Regions from separate parts of the Homo sapiens genome. Here regions 1 and 2 are each linked to region 3. A link is an interaction called in ENCODE POLR2A ChIA-PET data of the cell type or tissue named here. Cell type or tissue: PC-3. All regions are shown on one strand. Links, peaks and the distances in the headings refer to the core of each region. The heading gives the core; the rest is flanking DNA. Region 1 overlaps YPEL1 (yippee like 1). Region 2 overlaps PPIL2 (peptidylprolyl isomerase like 2). Region 3 holds the start of SDF2L1 (stromal cell derived factor 2 like 1).

The links. Peaks named below come from ENCODE experiments on the same cell type or tissue, not always from the same donor. Only the 100,000 strongest peaks of a DNase experiment are listed, where the experiment ranks them.
Region 1: POLR2A ChIA-PET joins it to region 3 with 10 read pairs; 7 of 35 experiments call an interaction of 5 or more read pairs at or near these places.
Region 2: POLR2A ChIA-PET joins it to region 3 with 10 read pairs; 9 of 35 experiments call an interaction of 5 or more read pairs at or near these places.

Annotation. Positions count from the first base shown.
Region 1 is chr22:21,706,687-21,713,635 of GRCh38, reverse strand. It overlaps YPEL1 (yippee like 1), which reads left to right. Exons shown (of 5, transcript NM_013313.5): 2 at 2,728-3,008. The coding sequence starts at 2,892. Among named protein-coding and RNA genes, the nearest start is that of YPEL1, 26 kb to the left of the region's middle. RefSeq lists enhancers at 1-25, 2,394-3,593. In PC-3, for the core only: no CTCF peak of the experiment used is centred there; no DNase peak of the experiment used is centred there.
Region 2 is chr22:21,696,055-21,701,168 of GRCh38, reverse strand. PPIL2 (peptidylprolyl isomerase like 2) reads right to left here. Exons shown (of 20, transcript NM_014337.4): 20 at 3,262-5,114. YPEL1 (yippee like 1) reads left to right here. Exons shown (of 5, transcript NM_013313.5): 5 at 1-3,633. The coding sequence ends at 40. Among named protein-coding and RNA genes, the nearest start is that of PPIL2, 33 kb to the right of the region's middle. In PC-3, for the core only: no CTCF peak of the experiment used is centred there; no DNase peak of the experiment used is centred there.
Region 3 is chr22:21,639,183-21,646,579 of GRCh38, reverse strand. It overlaps SDF2L1 (stromal cell derived factor 2 like 1), which reads right to left and starts at 4,278. Exons shown (of 3, transcript NM_022044.3): 1 at 4,057-4,278; 2 at 3,522-3,718; 3 at 2,281-2,686. The coding sequence starts at 4,243. The coding sequence ends at 2,405. RefSeq lists a silencer at 4,040-4,469. In PC-3, for the core only: CTCF peaks have their summits at 2,421 (motif pointing right), 3,189, 3,389 (motif pointing right) and 4,920 (motif pointing right); a DNase peak (open chromatin) is centred at 4,439; H3K4me3 peaks cover 2,549 bases; H3K27ac peaks cover 1,636 bases.

The DNA.
Region 1 (6,949 bases), core at 1,950-6,949, 67 kb before region 3:
AATTCTTCATGTTGCAAAACTGAAACACTGCACCCATGAAGCGGGGACTCCCCTGCCCCTGGCAGCTCTTTCTGTCTCTGAGTCCCACTACTCTAAGTACCTCATACAATATTTGTCCTTTGTGACTGGCTTACTTCACTGAGCATAGTGTCCTCAGGGTTCCTCCATGCTGTAGCTGTGACAGGAGCCCCCTCCTGTTAAAGGCTGGATAACATTCCACTGTATGCAGACGCCACATTTTGATCATGAGAATGCCCGTTTGTGGAGGGACACACTGTTGCTTCCCCCTCGTGGCTGTTGTGGATAATGTCGCTGTGAGCATGGGTGTGCAGACATGGCTTTGAGACCCTGTTTTCAGTTCTCGTGGATTTATACCCAGCAGTGGAATTGCTGGAGCCCATGGTAATTCTATATTTCGTTTTTTGAGGAATTACCATACTGTTTCCCATAGTGCCTCCAGCATTTTACATTTTTACCCTCAATGCACAAGGCTCCAATTCCTCCACATCCTCACCAACGCTTATTTTCCGTGTGTGCGCGTTGATAGTAGCCGTCCTAGAGGGTGTGTGGTGGTGTCTCAACGTGGTCCTTGTCTGCCTCCCTCAGGATCAGTGACATGGAGCACCTTTTCACGTGCTTGTGGGCCATCTGTATATCTTCTTCGGAGAAATGTTTATATAAGTCCTTTGTCCATTTTTAATCAGATTGGGGTTGTTTTGTTGAGTTGTAGGAGTTTCTTAAATATATTCTAATAACTATATAGAATATAGATATATAGGTCCTTTGTCCATTTTTTAATCAGATTGTGTTTCTTTTTGCTGAGTTTTTTTTAACATATTCTAACAACTAGAATATATAGAGAATATAGATACATAGGTCCTTTATCCATTTTCCTTTTTTTTTTTTTTTTGAGATGTAGTCTCACTCTGTCGCCCAGGCTGGAGTGCAGTGATATGGTCTCGGCTCACTGCAACCGCTGCCTCCTGGGTTCAAGCAATTCTGCTGCCTCGGCCTCCCAAGTAGCTGGGACTACAAGCACCCGCCACCACGCCCGGCTAATTTTTTGTATTTTTAGTAGAGACGGGGTTTCGCCATGTTGACTAGGGTGGTCTCGATCTCCTGACCTAGTGATCCACCTTCTTCGGCCTCCCATAATGCTGGGATTACAGGCGTGAGCCACCACGCCGGGCCCATACCCGGCCCTTTATCCATTTTTTAACCTGTTTGTTTGATTTGCTGAGTTGTAGTTGTTTTTTTTTTTTTTTTTTACATATTCCAATAACTAGGATATATAGAGAATATGGATATATAGAGAATATGTATAGAGAGAATATAGAATATATGTATTCTAGATATTAACACCTTATCAGGTATATGATTTAAAAATATTTTCCCTCATTCTCTGGGTTGCCTCTGTTGATAGTATCCTTTGAAGCACAAAAGTTTTTATTTATTTATTTAGAGACAGGGTTTCACTCTGTTGCTCAGGCTGGAGTGCAGTTGGACGATCTCAGCTCACTTGAGCCTCAACTTCCCAGGCTCAAGCCATCCTCCCACCTCAGCTATCCCAAGTAGCTGGGACCACAGGCACAGGGACCACACCCAGCTAATTTTGTGTATTTTTAGTTGAGATGAGGTATTGCTTTGTTGCCCAGGCTGGTTTTGAGTTCCTGGGCTCAAGTGGTCCACCCACCTCAGCCTCCCAAAGTGCTGGGACCACAGGCGTGAGCACTGCACCGAGCCAGAAGTTTTGAATTTTTACGAAGTCTAATGTGTCTGTTTTTCTTTTGCTGCCCATGCTTTTGGTATCGTATCCAAGAGATGATTGCCACATCCAATGTCATGAAGCTTTTCCCCTGTGTTTCCTTCTAAGAGTTTTATAGTCTTAGCTCTCACATTTAGGTCTTTTATTTTGAGTTAATTTGTATACGGTGTTAGGTAAGAGTCCAACTTTATATTTTTGCAGGTGGATATCCAGTTGTTGTGACACCATTTGTTGAAAGACTGTCCTTTCCCCATTGAATGGTCTTGACACCCTGTTGAAGATCATGTGACCATACATAAGGGTTTATTTCAGGACTGGAATTTCTTAAAGATTAAATAATACTGGATCCATCACTCACATTCCTCAATGTCCTGGTGCTCTGCGTGGTGAATTCCCGGATTCGGGGTGGGGTGCATCCAGCCCTGCCACCGGGCCCACTCACCGGGCGTCTTGGTTCTGCCTCTCCTTTCATGTTTCCAAAGCCAAACCTGGTATAAGAAGAATTTGAATCAATGTTTTTCTCAAATTATTTGCATGTAAAAGGAGTTCATTTTTTCACTTCCAACTAAATGTAAAGTGGTTAAGCAGTGGCATGGTGTCAGTGTTCATTTTGTCTACAATTGATACTAAAGAGTTGGATCTTGGTCAGGCGCAGTGGTGCTTGTAATCCCAGCACTTTGGGAGGCCAGGCTTGGTGGCGTGTTCCTGTAATCCCAGCTACTCAGAGGCTGAGGTAGAAGAATCGCTTGAACCCAGGAGGAGGAGGTTGCAGCGAGCTGAGATTGCGCCACTGCACTCCAGCCTGGGCAACAGAGTGAGACTCCATCTCAAAAAAAAAAAAAAATTCTAGTCCTGCCACCCCCCCACCCCGCGTGTTGCTTCACAACACATGAATCCCATATGTACCTGCTTCACACGCATGTTCTCTCTGTAACCCACCACTTTGTCTGATTGGTTGGCAGGTTACGTTTTTCTCTCGTCCCAGCTGTGTGGACAGTGCCACACGCCCTCCTGGACAACGACGGCTCTTGCGTGCATTTTCCAGTGTTGCTTTTGTCAGAGAGGCCAGCAGAGCCACGGTTCTTCCAGAACCAGCCCTGAGCTGAGTGAGGAGTGCCCAGGAGAGATGGTGAAAATGACAAAGTCCAAAACTTTCCAAGCGTATCTGCCGAACTGTCACCGAACGTACAGCTGTATCCACTGCAGAGCACACCTGGCCAATCATGACGAGCTCATCTCCAAGGCAAGTGGCTTATGCCAAAAAATTGATGGCACAATGATTATCTGTCATTGTGGTACCTACATAGTGGAAGAATATTTAAGCATCACATGACTTCCTGAGTCTGCTGTGTCCTGAACGTCTAGAGCCTTCTAGGCAGCATTGGTGAGCGTTTTGTGCATGGTTAAGTGTGGCTGTGCCACGATCTCAGATGTGATCCTGGCATGGTGGGCGGTTTTCCAGGGCCAGGCAGCTGGCACTCCCAGGGATTACGAGGGGCAAGGTGAATCACTTGTTACTCACAGCAGAAAGCCAGAGAGGACTGAATGAGCAAAAGAAGTCTAGAAAAATCTGTGGAAATGGTTTAATAATAAGGGTATTAAGACATTTTAAAAACTCAGCATGGTTAAGAAGGAAAGGGGTTGCTCAGAAAAATGCCCCAGAGGGTGTGGCTGCGTTTGTCGGTTGTGTAGGAGCCCTGGGTGAAGCTCTGGCTGGTCTCTGTGCATAGAACCCATGAGCAGCCTTGAAGATGTAAACAAGATCCCCTGGCCCCTCCTTACTGTGCTGAGCTCCTCATTAGCAGTGTGTGGCGTTGATCATCAACCAGTTGTGAACATTTAAACAGGCCAAACATCATGGAGGAGCTGATGCTCAGTCGGAATGACAGTGTTCTCCACCCATCCTCAGGTCATGACATCCCCCCAGCCTCAGGTCATGAACTCCCCGCATCCTCATACGTCATGACCACCGATCCTCAGGTCATGACCTCCCACATCCTCACAGGTCATGACCTCCCCCATGCTCAATTCATGACTTGCACCCATCCTCACGGATCATTACCTCCACTCATCCTTATAGGTCATGACCTCCCCCCATCCTCACAGGCCATGACCTCCCCCCATCCTCAGGTCATGACGTCTCCCCATCTTCACAGGTCACGACCACTTTGGGAACAAAGTTTGTCAGGAAGTTGTGCCTTTCAGAAATCTTTTCTTCTTTTTTTAAATAGGTATTTTATTTACTTTTATTTTTTCTTGTAGAGACAGGGTTTTACCATGTTGCCAAGGCTGGTCTTGTACTCCTGGCCTCAAGCGATCCTCCTGCCTTGGCCTCCCAAAGTGCTGGGATTATAGGTGTGAGTCACCACGCCCAGCCAGGAATCTCTTAGGTTTCCTGTTTAACTCAAGAGAAGAACATTTACCTGCTTGTATTTTCAGTAGGTAATAGTGAGAGGCTCCTCATTTCTGTTCATCATCTGAGATAGAAACTGTTGAACGAGGCAGAGTTTCTGCTCTCTCATTGCCTCTGGGGCTCCTGTGTGCACTGGGAAGTGTGAGGTGAGAAGTGGAAGGAGCCAGGCACCCCATTTCCTCGGTGTTTTCTGAGGTAGGCTTAGTGTGTAAAATGACATGAGGTAATGAGAGGCGGAGCTGCTCTGGGCCCCTGGGTAGGGGCAGTGAAGCTTGTGGCCTTGTGGAGCCCCGTGACACCTGTGTGTTGGCCATGACCTAAGCAGGTGACCTGAGCACTGAGAGGTGGTCAATGTCCGGCCCCATGCATGGTTTTGTTTCGGAAGCATGCCAGGTGTGTTCCTTGCTACATGGTCAAAAGGAATTTGAGATGCTTCTGTTGAACAGCCTGGAGGTCATCAATGAGCTGTTTTAAAAATTGTATCAGCTGGGCGTGGTGGCTCACCCCTGTAATCCCAGCACTTTGGGAGACCGAGGTGGGCGGATCACTTGAGGTCAGGAGTTTGAGACCAGACCAGCCTGACCAACATGGAGAAACCCCGTCTCTACTAAAAAAAATACAAAATTAGCCGGGTGTGGTGGCACATGCCTGTAATCCCAGCTACTTGGGAGGCTGAGGCAGGAGAATCGTTTGAACCTGGGAGGCGGAGGTTGCAGTGAGTCGAGATCGCGCCATTGCACTCCAGCCTGGGCAACAAGAGCGAAACTCTGTCTTAAAAAAAAAAAAAAAAAAAAAAATTGTATCAAGAATAGAAGCCTGGCTGGGCTTGGTGGCTTACACCTGTAATCCCAGAACTTTGGAAGGCCAAGATGGGTGGATCACTTGAGGTCAGGAGTTCAAGACCAGCATGGCCAACATGGTAAAACACTGTCTCTATTAATAAAGTACAAAAAAATTAGCTGGGCATGGTGGCACACACCTGTAATCCCAGCTATTTGGGAGACTGAGACATGAGAATTGCTTCAACCTGGGAGGCAGAGGTTGCAGTGAGCTGAGATCACACCACTGCACTCCAGCCTGGGTGACAGAGTAAGACTCTGTCTCAAAAAAAAAAAAAAAAAAAAAAGGCAGAAGCCTGCTCAGAAGTCATTTGGTGCCAAATGAGCATTTCAGGATGAAAAAAAGTGCTGAGAACTAAGCTCTCTGAGCACACAGGCCACCAGGAAGGATCAGACCTCGTGCCTCCATGGGTGATGGGCCGGGCGAGGTGGCAAGATGACGACTAGAGTGAGCTTTTCTCCCTTCCGTGGTGATTCTGATGAGGATTCATTGAGACCATCGAGAACACCTGCCACGCAGAACAGAATCCAGTACCTGCGAGGCGAGAGGCACTGTCTTCACAGCCTCTAAGTTTGTATTTGTCACTAACAAGGAATCCCCTGGCTCGAGGGAGCCTGTTGCTGCTGTAGGCAGCTCTGGTTACTAGAAGGCTCCATTTAGTTAGCAAACTCTGATCTGTGGTCCAAATCTGCCACACCACCTGTTTATGCAAAGTTTTAATAGATCACAGCTGTGCTCATCTGTTTACAGAGTAATTAGAACAGGGACCATATGTCCTCCAAAGCCTAAACTACTTATCTCCTGGCCCTAATTTACAGGAGGAGTTTGCTGGCGCCAACTCTGATAAGACAGCTCTGAATCTGAATCACAGAGCTGCTCTTGTCTCTGAGCCAAACCCTATTTAAAAATAAGGACTTTCAGAGTAGGTGAGAATTAGGAAATTCAGTCCAGAATATTGAAGACTGATGAGGATGTGGGAAAAGTCTATAAGATGATTATTAGTTAAACTGAACATAGAATAATATTCCTAATCCCAGAATGCCACTTAAGGGAATACTCATTTTTAAGCCTGAATGCTGAGGAAAAAGAGCCTCCCCAGATCTCAACAGCTTAAAACACAGGTTTAGTTCATGCTCAGGTGAGAAGTCTACCAGGGACAACTGGGGGCTCTTGTTTTTTGTTGTTGCTGTTGTTGTTGTTTGAGATGGAGCCTTGCTTTGTCGCCCAGGCTAGAGTGCAGTGGTGCCATCTCCACTCACTGCAACCTCTGTCTCCCGGGTTCAAGCAAGTCTTCTGTCTCAGCCTTCTGAGTAGCTGGGACTACAGGTGTGCGCCACCACACCAGGCTAATTTTTTGTATTTTTAGTAGAGGGGGTTTCACCATGTTGTCCAGGCTGGTCTCGAACTCCTGGCCTCAAGTGATCCTCCCACTTTGGCCTCCGAAAGTGCTGGGATTATAGGCATGAGGCACTGTGCCAGGTCCTTTTAATTTTTTTTAAATTATATAATATTGCACATAATCACATTAAAATAATGTGTATGTGTAAACGAGGAGACTTGCTTCTTCCTCCTGCCTTGTCCGGCTCCATTCCTTGGAGATGTCACTGTTAGTAGTTTGGCATCTGTTGTCTTTATTTTGTTTTAATAGAAACACATTTTTCACTTTAAATAAAGGGCTCAAATGACACTCACTTTACAGCTAACTTTTCCTCACTTAGTATTTTATGACTTTTATGACTATTTTTATTTTTATTTATTTATTTATTTATTTTTAGACAGGGCTTCTCCTGTCACCCAGGCTGGAGTACAATGGCATAATCTCAGCTCACTGCAACCTCCACCTCTCGTGCTCAAGCGATTCTCCTGCCTCAGCCTCCCAAGTAGCTGGGAGTACAGGCTCACAGCCACCATGCCCTGCTAATTTTTATATT
Region 2 (5,114 bases), core at 1-5,000, 56 kb before region 3:
TGAGCTTGCTCATATGATCAAAGACAATGGCTGGGAGTAATGTGCGAACTTTCCCTTCTCCTTTGAATGCTGTTTTGTGAAAGAAACTGTGAATGTAATGGAAACGTAGGAGCATCTGGTGACAGCCTTTCTTGCCCTCTGACCTCAAAGGCTAGCTGCGCATAGCTCTTGACACTCTCGGCCATCTCTGTGGGTAAGGTGTCCCTCGGATCTGTCCTCTTCGTGTACACAGTTGTTTCTGAAAATTTTCAATGAGCTTTTTCTAACTTCTCAAGTTCTAGAGAAAGAATTAACCAACTGATGACTTACCTGCCTAGTTAATATCTTCCTTTCACCTTTGTCTTCAATATAGTTGGGCTCTGCTTTTTTAAGGTTCAGTTGAAAACCAAACTGGGGCCGGGTGCGGTGGCTCACGCCTGTAATCCCAGCACTTTGGGAGGCCAAGATGGGTGGATCACCTGAGGTCAGGAGTTCTAGATCAGCCTGGCCAACATGGTGAAACCCCATCTCTACTAAAAATACGAAAATTAGCCGGGCATGGTGGCGAGTGCCTGTAATCTTAGCTACTCAGGAGGCTAAGGCAGGAGAATCACTTGAACCTGGGACACGGAGGTTGCAGTGAGCTAAGATCATGCCATCGCACTCCAGCCTGGGGGACAAAAGTGAGACATCGTCTCAAAAAAAAAAAAAAAAGCTGGGTATGGTGGCGCATGCCTTTAATCCCAGCTACTCGGGAGGCTGAGGCACGAGAATCACTTGAACCCAGGAGGCGGAGGTTGCAGTGAGCCAAGATCGCGCCACTGCACTCCAGCCTGGCAATAGGGCGAGACTCCGTCTCAATTTAAAACAAGAGAGAACCAGACTGAGTCTCTGAAGACCACAGGGACAGGGTCTCTTTAGATAGCAAGTCTCACCATTCCCTTTTTTAGAGAAAAGGTATTGTAGCCCACCCTCCACCCCGCTGTTTTTCTTAAATTTGCAGAACTTCAAATTGGCTATTCCTCTTGCAAATGAACCCTTAAAGTACAGTGTTATTTAAGAATCTTCCAGAGGCAGTCAACAGACTTATACACTAAGGGCATTTTTGGTTTTTAGCTTGTTCAAAAACAGAGGCCAGCACAGATGACATTTTAGATACACTCTAAATTGAGAATGGTGTCTAGTGGAACATGTTTATTTAAGCCAGTAGATTCCTTATCTAGAAAGCAGGTGAGCTAGCCCTTAGAGAAGGCTGTCCCGGGGCCCGCAGAGGTGCCCTTACTGAGGTGACAGCCTCACAGGGTCTGGTACCAGGGGTTGTGCCCTCAGCAGTGACAGCAGCTTAGGTGTCAGGCAGTTGCTGAGTGGCTGGTCCATGTCTATAGAGTAACACACTGGACCGAGGAAAAGTCAGATTTCATTTTCTACCCTGGATGTACTTGAAGAAAAAGAATTATTTTTGCATATGAAAGAGGCCAGAACCCACAGGAAAAACTTCAAAACTTGACATTTGCCAGAATGTTTAAAATTTGTTCAGAAAAGGTTAAAGCAACAAGTTTAGCCTTTGTGCATGAAGACGCCTGGCCTGCTAGACGCGTTGCCCGTCCCTGCGTGGTGCTGTCCCATGTCACTTGAACTGATAGAGGGGCCTGTGCAATCTCCTAAGGCCTGTGTTTCTGCCATATATTTTATTATAAATTACAATCCACTCATCCACCTGCCCTCCACCAGGAGTGGGCACCCCATAAGGGTTTAGGCCACTTTGCAGAGGATGGAGGTCAAAAACCACTCCCAGATAAGTTTGGTTTTCAACATTTAGTAACTTGTCTCAGGGCAGAGGGCAGGCAGGGGGACCGAGGGGCAGCAGATAGGAGAGCACTGAGCCCGGATAGTTCTCAGCCTGGCAAGTGGCTCTGAAGCTGCCTTCAGACAAGGCTAGTCTAGGGGCAAGAGTGCGAGCTGGCTGACAATAAGAACGTGGCCACCTGCCCAGCTTCACACCTCCCCCGACTTCAGCCCTTCCTAAACCCAGACCTGCGGTCCAGGCAGGCACTGGGCTGTGCCCACTCGAGCTCACTGCCCACACACAGCATGCCTTTGGGTGCCATCTCTTTGCCCAAGCCTGGAAGCCTTGGCAGGTGGGAAATGCCGCTGCCCTGGTGGGCATGGCACTGAGATGCATCCACTCAGCAGGAGTGACAGAGGCAGAAGTTCCTTTAAAGCACATCTTCCACTTAGGAAAGGAAGGAAATCTTTGTACTGTCTTGGAAGCCTCCACATCCGGCTATGGCCCTGCAAGCTGCTTTATCCCTGCGCTAGTCTCCCCCGAGGGTTTAGGCTGGCCCAGCACATCCTGTCCTCCTGAGCTCGCGTGCAGCCACCCAGAGCGCAGGGGTCACTGCACGCTGCAGGGCTCTTGCTGCCATGGTCTCAAGCCTGAAGAGGCTCCGCCCACAAGCTGGCCCATGAAGTTAGCAATGCCTGTGGCTTCAGTCAATTGTCTTGAGACTGTGAAGAGGCTGAAAGACACCTTCCCGGGTGGAAGAAGGAGTTCACTGAAAACTTATCTTAAACTGACCCTTCCCTTTGAGTGAGTCTTCATTCCTCTCCCATGTGGGAACCCAGCCTCCGATGCCCCGGGGACTAGGGGAAACAGTTGGAGGTTCGTGCCGTCCCCAGCCTGCCACGGGTGCGAGGACAGCCAAGTCCTGAGTGACTCAAGATGCTTCACTTACATGGAAGAAACTTCTAAAACTCTACCGAGTGGTTTTTGTATATACTAAAGTTCTATTTAGAGCTTTTCTGTTTTGGGCAAGTTCGCTGCTCCTTCTATTTGGGCACTTTGGTTTTTGTACTGTCTTTTGTGACGGCATTGATTGAACATTTTTTACTAGTAGTCTTATGACTTTTGTATTTTTTTTTTTTTTTGTAATTTATACCAACAACACTTTTATCACTTTTTTTTTGTTGGGCTTCTGCAAAATACAAGCTCATTTTTAAACCAAATGAACAGACCATGAGCTGGCTTCAGGGGAAGTGCTATTCACAGGACCATATCCACCACCCTCTTAAATTCCTAAACAATATCATCTAGGACTTCTATTTAAGTTATTTAAAATAAATCTTCCTTGAGAGCCTTGGGAGGTGATGTCAGGGTTATAAATGGCACAGTGCATTTGCTGTAGGAATGTGGTTTGGCATTGTTTTATACACACAGTATTTTTTATACCTTAATGCTTATTCTTGATGGCATCTGTCAGATATTAGAATTGAAAATAAGAATCTTCCCAAAATCCTTTAATTTACCTGATGCCCTCATCAGGTCGTTAAAAATTCAAATGGTTTTAATAGCTAAAAAACTACAAATTAAGCTCTAAAACAAACAAACTACAGAAATGTAAACCTTCATTTGCCAAAGGTCCTTGGTGGCCTGTCCCCTGCCCTGGGAGCAGATGGCCCTGAAGCCCTTCCCTCACTGTGCAGGCCACCGGGTGAGGCTGGACGGTCACCCATGGTGGCTTCACTGCAAGGAGCAGGACTGCCGAGCTCAAGCACGGGGCCTTCAGCTTCCCCTGTCCTCTGGCCACACCGCCAGCCCTTGGTCCTTATCTGTGTGAGGTTTACAAATAAAGCTTCTGATGTCAAATGTTTAAATCGTGCCCTCAGTGGACGAGGCCATGTCCTGATGCAGAAGGCTGAGCCCAGGCTCTCTGTGGCGCCGCTGAGAGCAGAGGGCTGTCTTGGGGTCTTCGAGCTCTGGAGCCAAGGATGGCCTGGTCCTACTTCTCTGCCCCCACCAATGGGGGACTTGAATGTGGCCAGAGAATACAGTCAGTCAGGGCCAGCCAGGGTGTCTGTCAGGGTGGGCACAGGGTCCTCTCCAAACCTGCTTCTCCCTCCCTGGTCAGGCCTTCATCCCCACCACCCGCACCTGTACCCTGGACGCTGGCTCAGAGGCCTACAGGTGTGTGGACACCTGGGCAGTCACTGTGTCCTACTGTGCCCCTCCTCTGCAGGCCCAGCTTGGTGTCTGAGCCTCTTACAAGCCAGTTACTGCCAGGGCTGCACCAGGCCTTGCGGAGGACAGTGCCTGGCGGGAGGGATGGAGGGCGTCAAAAGTCACTCTAGAGCCCAGGGGCCCGACCAATGGTCACAGACAGGGATGACAGGCTGCAGAGGGATGGGCTGGAGAAGAGAAGGAGCCAGCCATGGCGCAGTTCTTGTTCTTAGCATGATGAAGGGCCACAGATTGGTGTGCAGCAGGGTGACGAGGGGCAGACATACCTCTAGTGGTCATCAGGCAGCCTGTGGCAGTGGATGGGGTGAGGCAGAGATGCAGATGAGGCGCCACCCAGCATCCAGGGAGACAAAGGGCTCAGGCCTGCAGCTTCAGCATCAGTGATTGATGAGAAAAGGAAGGGCAGAGGTACAGCCTGCAAGTTGCTGACAGGTTCAAGATTTGGGGCAACAAAAATGAGAAAACCAAGAACAAGGCCTAAGTTAGGGCTTAGTGTGAAGAACTAGAAGTGGGGGGTGGCCTGAGGGCAACAGGGAGCCCAAGAGGCAAGTGTCAGGCAAGGAGAGTCCATGACATGAGAACACTGACCACTGGCCTGGGCTGAAGACGAAGAAAAAGCCAGCCAGGGGCACATTTAACAGAAAAATGGGGGTTGAGGGAGGGGTCTTTCTTTAAGGGCTGCTGATGCAGCTGGCCCAAGGCCATCAGAGTCAGTGACTGACAGGAGGAGCAGAGTCTTGGAGCCCAGTGGCCGGGCCTGAGAGCAGCAAGGCCACTTCAGCAGGAGGGCGGGGAGAGGGACATCCACTTGTTCTCACAGCAGGAGACACTGGCCTCAACCCAGTGTGGGTCCCCTCAAGATTCTCACAGGGGCACAGAGACGCCAGGCAGGCTTGAGATGAAGCCCAGGTGGTTCACAGCCAGAGCAGGTGAGCAGGGCCCTGAGAGCTCAGGCAGGGCACGGCAGGAAACTCAATGCTGCCGTCCAACACCAGCCTTCAGAAGCCCCTGAAGTTTTGTCAAAACAGACCGAGAAGCCCACCCTGCAGAGGCTTAGGCTCAGTAAGTCTGGGGTCTGAAAACTTGTCCCAGGTAATGGCGTTGGTCAGGGGACCAC
Region 3 (7,397 bases), core at 1,493-6,492:
GAATCCTCACCTGTCCCTTGGTCATATACAGGTGTCAAGACTGCCACAACTGACAGGAGAGTGAGCTCCTCACATCTAGGGATGAGGGAGCTGGAGAGCTTGTGCCCCATCCCAGCTGACAGGGAGTGGGGCTCCCACCCATCCTGCTCTGAGGTCTGGCCTTGGCCCTTAACAGGAAGGTTCATAAAGCTAAGGGGCTGGGGACCTGGGGTCACTTGCCATCAGACCGCCTCAGGGTGGACAGGGGGATGCCCAGGGCAGCACTGGAGTACATGGAAGACCACTGAAAAGGTTAAGATTGCACAGTGGCGGCTGGGCGCGGTGGCTCATGCCTGTAATCCTAGCACTTCGGGAGGCCAAGGCGGGCAGATCACGAGGTTGGCAGATCATGAGGTCAGGAGATCCAGACCATCCTGGCTAACACGGTGAAACCCCGTCTCTACTAAAAATACAAAAAAATTAGCCAGGCGTGGTGGCAGGTGCTTGTAGTCCCAGCTACTTGGGAGGCTGAGGCAGGAGAATGGTGTGAACCTGGGAGGCAGAGCTTGCAGTGAGCCGAGATCGCGCCACTGCACTCCAGCCTGGGTGACAGAGCGAGACTCCGTCTCAAAAAAAAAAAAAAAAAAAAAAAAAGATTGCACAGTGGCATCCACCTGTAATCCCAGCCACTTGAGAGACTGAGGCAGGAGGAGGCTTGAGCCATGCAGTTCGAGTCCAGCCAGGACAAAACAGTAAGACCCTGTCTCAAAATAAAAGTAATACAACTGTAATCCCAGCACTTTATGGGGGCAGAGGTGGAAGGATCATTTGAGCTCAGGAATTTGAGACCCACCAGGGCAGCACAGTGAGACCTTGTCTCTACTAAAACAATTTTAAAAATTAGCCAGAGAGGGCAGACACGGTGGCTCATGCCTATAATCCCAGCACTTTGGGAGGGCGAGGTGGGCAGATCACCTGAGGCTGGGAGTTCGAGACCAGCCTGGCCAACATCATGAAACCCCATCTCTACTAAAAATGCAAACATTAGCTGGGCGTGGTGGCACGTGCCTGTAATCCCAGCTACTCAGGAGGCTGAGGCAGGAGAATGGCTTGAACCTGGGAGGCGGAATCTGCAGTGAGCGGAGATTGTGTCACTGCACTCCAGCCTGGCAACAGAGCAAGACGCCATCTCAAAAAAAAAAAAATTAGCCAGGCATGGTGGCACATGCCTGTAGTCCCAGCTACTTGGGAGGCTGAGGTGGGAAAATCACTTGAGCCCAGAATGCGGTGAGCTATGATCACTGCCAGTACACCAGCCTGGATGACAGAGCAAGATCCTGTCTCATCAGAAATAATAATTAGATGGGCATGGTGGTGTGTGCCTGTAGTCCCAGCTAGTCAGGAGGCTGAAGTGGAAAGATCACTTGAGCCCAGGAGTTCAAGTTTACAGTGAGCTATGATCATGCCACTGCACTCCAGACTGGGCAACGGAGTGAGACCATCTCTAAAAAAGCAAAACCGGCCTGGCGCGGTGGCTCACGCCTGTAATCCCAGCACTTTGGGAGGCCGAGGCGGGCAGATCACGAGGTCAGGAGATTGAAACCATCCTGGCTAACACAGTGAAACCCCGTCTCTACTAAAAATACAAAACAAATTAGCCGGGCACAGTGGCGGGTGCCTGTAGTCCCAGCTACTTGGGAGGCTGAGGCAGGAGAATGGCGTGAACCCAGGAGGCGGAGCTTGCAGTGAGCCGAGATAGTGCCATTGCACTCCAGCCTGGGTGACAGAGCAAGACTCCGCCTCAAAAAAAAAAAAAAAAAAAAAAAGCAAAACCCAGGCCGGGCATGGTGGCTCACACCTTTAATCCCAGCACTTTGGGAGGCTGAGGTAGGCAGATCACCTGAGGTCAGGGGTTCGAGACCAGCCTGGCCAACATGGTGAAACCCCATCTCTACTTAAAATATATATATAAAAATTAACCGGGTGTGGTAGCAGGTGCCTATAATCCCAGCTCCTCGGGAGGCTGAGGCAGGAGAATCACTTGAACCCGGGAGACGGAGATGGCAGTGAGCTGAGATTACGCCATTGCACTCCAGCCTGGGGGACAAGAGCGAGAGTTCGTCTCAAAAAAAAAAAAAAAAGCAAACCTCCCCCCCGCCCCCCGAAAAAAAAATAATAAAGGGTTTGGACAGATTCAGCAGTCAGGCTGGGCTGGAGACAGGTTTTGCACTGAGGAAGAAATGATCAACTGGGCCTGGGCTGGCACCTCCTGGTCATCCTCAGGCTCACAGTGAAACGCAATCATAGACCAACATTCTTTAATCACAAAGGCACTTGAGGACCCCTACAAACCCAAAGTCTCTGCCAAGAGTGGCCCTGCAGACGCCCCACCTGCCACCCTCCATCCACCCATCCATCCACACACTCAGAGTTCATCGTGACCTGCAGAGGGCTCCACACTAGGCTTGATGAAGATGCCTTCCATGGCCTTCCACGTATTGTGCGTGTTGGCACTGGGCATGCCGTGGACCTCATGCTGCCCACGGATGGGGCTTCCATACTGCTCACCCGTGACTGACAGGAACACAGAGGTGCCCACATGCTGGAAGCGCACAGCAGCCTCACGCTCCCAGTGCTGTCCAGAGCAGCGCACTGTCCATAGGTCCAGGTCGTCGCCCTCGCCGTCTTCCCCAAAGGCACTCACCTCCTATAGGTGCAAAGGATGAGAAGACAGTGGTCACCACAGAAGGCGGCATTCGCACCTAGTACACCGAGCCTCGGGTTCTTCCCTACCCTTCCTGGAGCCTCAGCTCCCACAGCTGCAAAAGGTGACACCATGACCCGCCCCCGCAACCTCTAGCACTCCCTCCCCAGCATGGGCTCTTCAGACACATGCACACACCATTGCATCTGTCTGTGCAGAGACCACTGGTCCCCACGGAGCTAAGGCCTCCTCCTCCACATTTTCCCAGTCCTAACCCCTCTGACCTACCTTCAGCCTAAAATTCAGCCCCTCAGGCTAACAGTCAAGCTGTCTATCTATCTCAAACATTTTCTTCCACCAGCTCCCCAAGGGCACCCACTGTTCCATTCCAATCCCCTGAATTCCAATGACCTCCATGCATTGGCACAATCTCTTCTGCTGGCCTGGGAAGTCTCTCTTTCCCCTTTGTGGCTTGTAGGACTCCTAATCATCCTTTCAGATCTAGCCTGAGTTCCTCCTCCCCAGTGGAGTTTCCTATTCCCCACCCTCAAGGCTGTGTGGATTCCCCTCCTGGGTCCCACTTGCCACCAGAGGAAGAGCTATCCAGGCGTATCTCTCCGGATCTCTCTCCCGTCGTTCTCCCTGCCGGGCCGGGAGCACCTGAGGGCAGGATCCTGGCGGAGTTACTCTGTGTCCCCCGAGGGGGCGCTCAGTAACCATCTCTGAAGTGAAATTTCCATTTCACGAAGAAGCTGAGGCTCGGATTGGAACCCAGGGCTCTGTCTCTGGCCCCTCACACAGGCCAGGAGTCTCTCTGGGGGCTCCGGGAGGGGCTCACCTGGTTGTTGGACAGCGGCGACGGGAAGTGGTGCGTGTGCAGGTTCTTGCCCGTAAGCACATGCGTGAGCCTCACCGCCTGCCCGCAGCGCACCGGGGACCCGCGCGGGCACCCGCCCTCCGAGCCGCCGCGGATCCGCCAGTAGCTATTGGCGTCGTCCGACGCCTCTACGCCGGTCACCGATTGCTGGCCGCTGCCTGAGGAGTGACACCCCACACACCCAGGGTCTCCGTCAATCGCGGAACCCCGGACCCTCGCCCTGGGACCAGAACATGTCCCAGGGGACCCCAAGGGCTCACCCCCAGCCCCCGCCTGACACCCCCTCAGTCTTTGGGCCCGCAGTTCCCCGACGACCGTCCCCACCCTCAATATCCTCGACACCCTCAAAGCTTTGGCCCCTCGACCTCCCAACGACTCTAGAGCCCCCGCCGCCCGGCTTCCAGACGGCCCACAGACCCCCATGACCACCCTGTCTCCACACTCCCAACCCCGAGCCCCGGTTCCCCGCGCTCTCCCAGTCGCTGGCCCCACGCACCGGATCCGTATTTGATGTCGTGCGAGTGCAGCCGCACGCGGTGGTGCGTATTGAGCAGCTTCAGCACCGACCCGCAGGTCACGAGCTCCGCACCGGTCTTGGCGGCACCACCGCCCGGCACTAACAGCGCCAGCAGCAGCCCCAACAGCACCGGCCAGGCAGCCCCGCCGCGGCCCGCGCTCCACATCGCCCCGGCCCGGCTCCAGCCCCTCGGGCCCAGGGGCCGCTTCCGTCCCCGCCGCGGCCCAATCCGGTTCTGACAGCGCCCGCTTGCGGCAGCCAATAGTCGGCCCGCGCGGCACTCCGCTTGCACTGCCACTGGGTCAGCGCGGGGAGGGCCCGCCCCCGGTTCGCGAGAGCCGTAGCTGGGCGGGGACTGGAGACACGAGGAGGGTTTTGATTGGTCCACGCTTCCGAGGACTTACCAATGAGTGCCCAGGGAAGGGCGGCTGAGTCTCCGAGCCGCGGAGAGTGAGCGTGAACAGTTGGTGAAGACGCGGCTCCTCGCAGCCGGTGAGTCCCTGGACACCGGCTCAGGATCCTAGGACCCTGCAGGCACGTTTTCACGACGCCCCTTGATCCTGGACTCCTGGGCACTCAGTAATGAGTCTCTCCCCTCAGAACCTGGGCCCGCAGCTGCAGGGTCTTGAGGTTGTTGGATCGCTAGATTTTGTGGTCACAAAGTCGACAGATCCCGGGGTCACTGAATCGGGATCAGTCCTTAAGTCCCTGGACCCCGGGATTAATGAAACCTCCAGTCATTCGGCCCTAGGCCCTCTCTGATACTGGGTCACCACAGTCCCTAGACCCTGGGGTTTCTGAATTCCCCTGGCCACTTATACATTTGACTCCTTTCGTGGCTAAATCTCGTGGTCACTGGGTCATCGGGCAGGAGAGGGCAGCAGGGAGCTGTAGCGTTGAGAATAATGGCAGCTTCTCACCAGAAAGTCCCAAAGCTGTCTTAGGAAACCAGAGTCAAAGGAGACCAAGGGGCTGTGGGAACCATGCCTGGGCGACCGTGTCCCAGGTCTCCTGGCCATGAGTAGGTCTCCTTCTTGCCGCCTTCTCAGAGTGTTGTCAGCTCAACCTTCAAGGGAGGAAAACTTACACCTCTGTTTATTTATTCATTCATGGGACATTGTTACAGCAGCTTCACTCCAGATCCTGTGGGGTCACAGAGCAAATAGCTCTGGGCTCAAGAGTCTGACTAGGGTGTAGTTGAAGCACAGGCAAAGCAGAGAGAAAAGTTCATATTTAATTAAATCATCCAGAATTTTGCGTTCAGAAAATCCAGAGTAAAGCCATTTTCATTACAGCAACATGTTATTTTGGGGGTTTCGTGTTTAATACTGTTTTGATTTTGAGTTACATGTAGTATAAGACACCTTGATCTTTTCAGCATTTAGGTGTCCAAACGGTTAAAAGTCAGTCTGCCCTGGATTTGGTAGTCCCTGCACTTGAGGGGTCTCCAGTCTAGGGTGGAAGAGCTGAAGTACTATCTGAGAGGCGATGGATATATACTCTTGGACATGTCAGCCATCATCTCAAAATCAGCACATCCAAAGCAGAATTCCTGGTCTCCGCCCTCAAACTACCCCTCCCCCAGGCTTATGAGTCTCAGTAAATGGCACCTCCATTCTGCAGATGCTCAGGCCCAAAACTTGGGATTCTTCTTTCATTCGTCTCTTTACCTTGCTCCTCACATCTCATTCAACAATTTTTTTTTCTTTAATACGGAGTTTCGCTCTTGTTACCCAGGCTGGAGTGTAATGGCGCGATCTCGGCTCACTGCAACCTCCACCTCCTGGGTTCAAGTGATTCTCCTGCCTCAGCCTCCTGAGTATCTGGGATTACAGGCATGCATCATCACGCCCGGCTACTTTTTTAAATATATTTAGTAGAGACAGGGTTTCACCATGTTGACCAGGCTGGTCTCAAACTTCTGACCTCAGGTGATCCACCTGCCTCAGCCTCCCAAAGTGCTGGGATTACAGGCATGAGCCACCACGGCACCCAGCCTTTTTTTTTTTTTTTTTCAAACTTTTGAGTCTCCCATGTGCATCATTCAAGAAGTCTTTTTTTTTTTTTTTTTTTTTTTTTTTTTGAGACGGAGTCTTACTCTGTCACTCAGGCTGGAGTGCAGTGGCACGATCTCGGCTCACTGCTGCAACCTCTGCCTCCCGGGTTCAGGCAATTCTCCTGCCTCAGCCCCCTGAGTAGCTGGGATTACAGGCATGTATCACCACACCCAGCTAATTTTTGTATTTTTAGTAGAGACGGGTTTTCACCATGTTGGCCTGGCTAATTTGTGTACTTTTAGTTGAGACGGGGTTTCACCATGTTGGCCTGGCTGGTCTTGAACTCCTGACCTCAGGTGATCCACCCGCCTTGGCCTTCCAAAGTGTTAAGATTACAGGTATAGGCCGGGCCCGGTGGCCCACACCTGTAATCCCAGCACTTTGGGAGGCGAAGGCAGGAGGATCACCTGAGGTCAGGAATTCCAGACCAGACATGGTGAAACCCCGTCTCTACTAAAAATGCAAAAATTAGCCAGGCATGGTCTCATGTGCCTGTAATCCCAGCTGCTCGGAGGGCGGAGGTGGGAGAATCACTTGAACCCAGGAGGCAGAGGTTGCAGTGAGCCAAGATCGCGCCACTGTCCTCCATCCTGGGCAATAAAGTAAGACTTCGTCTCAAAAGAAAAGTGGTAAAAGCATAGATCAAAAGATCATGCCAGTTCCCTGCTAGAACCTGCCAGCCATTTCCCAATTGCATTTAGGACCGTAGGAGGCTGAGGACACAGCAGGCAATCTTCCTGACAAGCAAGATAGGATTCTAAGTAGGCTGAGATACCAGACCCAGAGTTGGGGAAGCCAACGTAGCACTCCCTTGACTCTCAGGGGCAGCCTGGTCGCCTCTCTTTGCTGTTCCCTTCTCCGGCCTCCTGCTGCAGACCACCTTCCCCTGCTCACCCTATGGGCAGCTCCTCAGGGCTGATTATGGCATCTCCAGTGCCCTCCACCTACCAACTATAATTTGTCTTAAGGTTCAGGTTCTCAAGAGAGAATCTGATTGGCTCAACAAGGGCTGCTCAAGGTACAATCAGCTGTGGAGAGGAGGAAGGGTGGTAGCTAGTCTCCAAATATGACCACTAACAATTCCTCCCATCCCCATAAGCCAAAGAAAAGACATGGAGTCCATTTCGCCTTTCCTTGAATCTGAGTAGGTAGCGCAACTTGTTTTGTTTTGTTTTGTTTTGTTTTGTTTTTTTGAGACGGAGTCTCGCTCTGTCGCCCAGGCTGGAGTACAGTGGCGCGATCTCGGCTCACTGCAAGCTCCGC